2 separate regions of the Homo sapiens genome follow, and region 1 is linked to region 2. Evidence: chromatin loops called from intact Hi-C (ENCODE). Cell type or tissue: transverse colon. All regions are shown on one strand.

Evidence for each region. A loop is a pair of places that touch in the nucleus more often than their neighbours do. Peaks named below come from ENCODE experiments on the same cell type or tissue, not always from the same donor. Only the 100,000 strongest peaks of a DNase experiment are listed, where the experiment ranks them.
Region 1: a loop joins it to region 2, with 3 times the contacts of the local background. A loop is called at or near these places in 6 of 110 quality-filtered maps.

Annotation. Positions count from the first base shown.
Region 1 is chr12:89,038,868-89,041,367 of GRCh38, reverse strand. No RefSeq gene overlaps it. Among named protein-coding and RNA genes, the nearest start is that of LINC02458, 20 kb to the right of the region's middle. RefSeq lists an enhancer at 2,225-2,294. In transverse colon, no CTCF peak of the experiment used is centred here; a DNase peak (open chromatin) is centred at 1,057.
Region 2 is chr12:89,369,297-89,371,796 of GRCh38, reverse strand. All of the region lies in intron 9 of POC1B-DUSP6 (POC1B-DUSP6 readthrough), which reads left to right. Among named protein-coding and RNA genes, the nearest start is that of DUSP6, 18 kb to the right of the region's middle. In transverse colon, no CTCF peak of the experiment used is centred here; a DNase peak (open chromatin) is centred at 1,236; H3K27ac peaks cover 2,105 bases.

The sequences.
Region 1 (2,500 bases), 330 kb after region 2:
TTTCCAGTAGGCCCATGTTCAGCACTGTTTCCTCTTTTCTACATCCAGCAAGCTGTGGCTCTGGGGTCTGGTCCGTAATATGAGGTTCCCATGGTTGCTTTTGCCAATCATCACAAACATGATGACTTAGAACAGCACACTTTGTTCTCTTACAGTTCTCGGGGGTGGGAGGGTATAAGTACAACATAGGTTTTAAGAGGGTAAAATGAAGGTGTTGGCAGGACCATGCACCCCCATCCATCCCACCACCAGCAGAGGCTCTAGGAAGAATCCCTTTTCTTACATTTTTTCTACCTTCTAGAATAGCATTTCTTGGCTCATGGCCCCTTACTTCATTGTCAAGGCCAGAATCTTCAAATCTCTCTTGACTTCTTCTTCACATCACCATCTCCTCCATGGTCAAATCTACCTCTTTTTCCTTCTTACGAGTACACTTGTGGTTGCATTTAGGGTCCACTTGGATAATCCAGGACACTCTTCCCATCTCAACAGCCTTAATTTAATCACATCTTCAAATGTGCTTTCTCTATATAAGGTAATATTCACAGGTTCCAGGATTAGATCTTGGATATCTTTGGGGGTCATGATTAGCCTGCCCTCTGCCATTTTGATTCAATATTCAAGGTGATTGTCACATCTTTTTCTCTGTGAAGGCTTCTTCTTGGAAATAAATTGGCTCATTGCCTGATTCACTTATGCTGAATATCAGTCAAACCATTTGGAAGGTTTCTGTTGAGAAATTTTTGTCTTTGTGGTTCCCATGAACCACTTACTTCCTTAGGCTCTCTTAAAATGTTCTAGACAAGCACAAAGAATGATTCACATTTATGTTTTATCTCAGATATAAATCCTTTTAATGATTCATGGGGTTTCTTACTGTGAAATCACCTTCTCAGAAGCTTCCTTTTCTAGGAATCTGATATGCTTTCAAATTTTCTATTGAAAAAATGCCTTCCTGCGCCACTTCTGTTATGTACATCTAGTGAATCCCTGTCGGCAGTGACAGGAAGTTCGCTTCCGTGCGAGGGCTGGCTGGCCCCAGGACACCTGTTGTGCTTGTGGTGAACATGAGATGTCAGGCCTGTGCTGCGCCTTCCTCCAGGCGGCCAGGTGGGAGGCCCAGCTGCTTCTCAGACCCAGGATCTTCATGGCTTTCTGCAGAGGCATGGGGTTCCTCTCATCTCGCATTTCATCTTCCACACGATTCACATTGTGTGAGGCTTCAACTCTGGGTCCCCTAGAGAATATTTTTATTCTGTGGCCTTTAGTTAGTTCATTCAACATGTGCCTGTCGAGTGCCTACTATGTATCTGACATTTTGCTGCATGCTGGGGATTTAAGGAGAAGCGAAGGACAGATCTTGCCCTCAGGATATCAAGTTGCTTAGTCAAAATAGGGTAATCCTGCATATTAATCATTTTTTAGTGGCAAGTGACAGAAACCAAATTCCATCTGGCTTAAATTTAAACTTAAACCATACTGACTTAAACATTAACTATGTAATGAAAAAGATACTTGATAATATTCTGTATCAGCTGGGGTCCAATCAGAGAACGGCTCAATCGATCAAAGGTGTCTGTGCGCGCGCACACACACACACACACACACACACACTAAGAGATTTATTACAAGAATTAGATCTATGCAATTTTGAAAGCTGGTTAGTTCATGAGTTTTCATATAGCTGTTGTCTTCATTTCTGATGCTGGAGCATGAAGACTTCAGAGCTAGCTGTCTAGCAGGAAAGTGGGATATATATATATATATATATATATATATATATATATATATATATCTGACCTCTGAGGATGGACTGGAACCTGGTCTGTGTCTTATCATCTGCAGACCACGTCAACTCCTTCCTGCAGAAGGAAAGATGGCACCCTTTGTCATCTTTCCAAGTGTCATGCTTTCCAAGTGCAAGCTAAACATGCACTTGGCCCAGGAGCCGGTGAAAGTGTAAGAGAATCTGAGGGAAGGTGGAGTAGATGTAAATCTGGCTGTTGACTCACAACAACAAAGGAAAGTCAGTAGATAACTGACAAAGCACATGCACTGCAGCAGAACCTGGTGCCCCTGCCCAGCCCTTTCAGACATAAAAACAATGTGGTTGCCTTCACCTCCACCTTCTGAATCCCATGCAAAATGTCTTTTGCGTTCCACTCTAATCAGACATTTATAGCAAAGGGGATTCTGAGTGACAGAGTGTAGCTTAGCCAAGTCAACACATGACAAAACTTCCCCATATTGGCATATGAAATGACTGGCTGGAGGTGTTCAAACCATTTCCTCAGAAATCTCTCAACTCTGTGTTTCTCTCTTTTGACTTCTTTCTGAGTCTATTCTCTCAGTTCAGCTTCATAGCCCAGTGGAAACAGAGCTTTTCTTTCTCAAGTCCTGGGCTGACGCTCATTGTCTCTGATTTGCTCAGAGGACATAGCACTCCCATTGGGCAGCCCTGTGTCACTTACCTTTTTCTGAAGTCAGGGTATGGAGCCGG
Region 2 (2,500 bases):
CACCTGATATTTGCCTATCTATCTACCTCTTTCCAAAGACCACATGAAGTACTTCACGTATATTATCTTCTACTCCTCACTCCACCCTGTGAGGTAGTGTCTTTATCCCCTAAGCCCAGAGGTTTAGCAACTTGCCTAATGTACCAGAAGCTGGAAGCAGAGTCAGGATTTGAACTGAGTCCCATCCAACTCCAGTTTGATGCAATTCAACAAATACCCACCAAGCACCTCCTCATGGACATGGGGACATGGCCATAATCACCTTCACTGGCTATTGTTCAGGATCTCCTTTAAAAGCATGATTTTAGTGGCAGCTTTTTGGTCTGTTATTGGGAAAACGTCACAAAGATCCCATTCATTGGTGTAAAACCTTTGGCATCACTTAGCGACAGACACTGTCTGTGATGCTGGATAAGATGCACAGAGGCTCCAGTTGGAAAATCCAGAATCCTCCTGACTTCTGCTGTTCTCTGTCTTTCTTTCTCTTTAGCAACTCATATGCTCATGTTTACCTGTGGCCATTTTTGTTGACCTGTTCATGAAGGATGATAACCTGTGAAATGATGCACCAGCAGGAGAGAGACGGGCCCAGGGTCCGCACCCTGTGCTGTTTGCTTTGTGAAATTCCAGACTGTTTAATCTGCTCTATCTCATCCTAATAACTCCAGATTCCACTTTTCTTAATGACTTTCCCCTCCTTAAGTGCTTACAGAGTTATCTTTGAAGAAGGAGAAAAAGAATAGATGAATCATTTGCAGGAAACGGGGGGAGAGACATGTGGTTGGAATGGCAGATGGCTGAGCATGTGGGCACATAGCTGTCTCTGTTGTTCCTTCCACCACCCTGTGGGAACGAGTCCTTTGGAAGTGTACATTCATTCCAAGGTGGGGGCTGTGCCCACTTTCAGGTACTAACACGTAAATCCACATCCGCTCGGAGTCATCTTAGACATCCAAACTCCAGGCTCAAACCCAGACTGGACTATTTATTATCTCCTTGAAGTTTTGGCATTAGACCTTCTAAAGATAAAGTGATAAACTACTTTCAATTAGTGACAACAGAATTTCTTGTGCTGTCTCCTTTCTCCTGCAGGATATGAAGTATGTGAATATTCTTCATGTGCCACAGTGCAAGTTGCCTGACCTCCTAAGGGCCTAGCAAATGCCTAGAGGGAAGAGGGAGGAGGGAGAATGTACATTCAGATAAAAATACGGGTTAAGCAGGAAAACATTGATTGTTCTTGCTGGGGCTTTTTGTGGCGAGGGCGTGGAAAGGACATAAAGATACTACAACCTCAGGGACAAGTGCTCATGTATAGTTCCTCAAAGTTAACTTCCTGCTCAATGTATGGAGATGACACTAATTCTGGTCATTTCACTTAAATAACTGAAGTGAGTTTCTAGAATCCAAGAGTACATAAAGTTTGAAAGACTATGACTTTTCCAGAAGGCTTCATTTAGCCCTTCTGTTACTTCTATGCAAATTTCCAAATGTCATCTGGATGTATACGCTAGGATAACCATTTGTTATTATTTTATTTTTAGATATATGACGCTTGTTTTATCAAGAGTCTCTTTCATTGATTTTTTTGTTTCCACTTCCATCACCACCATCTGCGCCCCCTCCCTTAGACCTATACCACAGCACATTAATGTGCAGAAAAATTAGAATTTGTCATATTTTCTCCACCAGCAGCCAGGGCAGCTGCAGGTGAAGGCGGGACGGAGCCCACCTGTCTTTGCTACCTGAACGCACCACCCTCTGGCCTCGGGGGGCTCCAGTGTGCCATGCCCAGCCGAAACACAGAGCTGCCCAGGCCTTCTGGAAGCTTCTGGTCTGAGGGAGGTGTCTCCGAGGATCCTTTTGCCTGCTGACTTCAATGATCCTGTATTAAGCTGTCAACTTTAACAGTCTGCACAGTTTCCAAAGCTTTACTACTCTTAGAGGACACATGCCTTAAAAAAGGAGGGGAGGAACCACGCTGCCACTAAAGCAGCCTGAAGTGCCTTAACTTGTGGAACCAACACTAATCAACCCTAAGTGCGCTACTGAAGGGAACTGCCTTCCCCGCTTCTGGGGGAGACTTACAGAGCGTGGAAGGAGGGCATTCTCTGTCAATGATGCACTAACCTCCCAATCTGATTTCCCTGAATCAGAGGGAAGGTGAGGGAGTGGGGAGGGGGATAGAGAGCTTGAGGGGACACTGTGTTTGAGCTGGAGTGCTGCGGGCAGCCTTTCTCATGGAATGACATGGATCAACTTTTTTCTTTGTTTCATCTTTTAAGTGTACGTGCTTGCCTGTTCATGTGTTCATAAACTCAATCAATCATAGTTTCCTGAGCAATAAAAAGCAAAGGGAAAAAGGAAAAAAACAAACAAAAAAAAGAATTTGTCATATTTTCCTTAGTGCAATAGGTGTTTTGGTAAAATATGCATCTGGAAATTGAGATTCGTGTTTTAGCACATATTATTATACATCACTTGGAAACAAAGCCTTGTG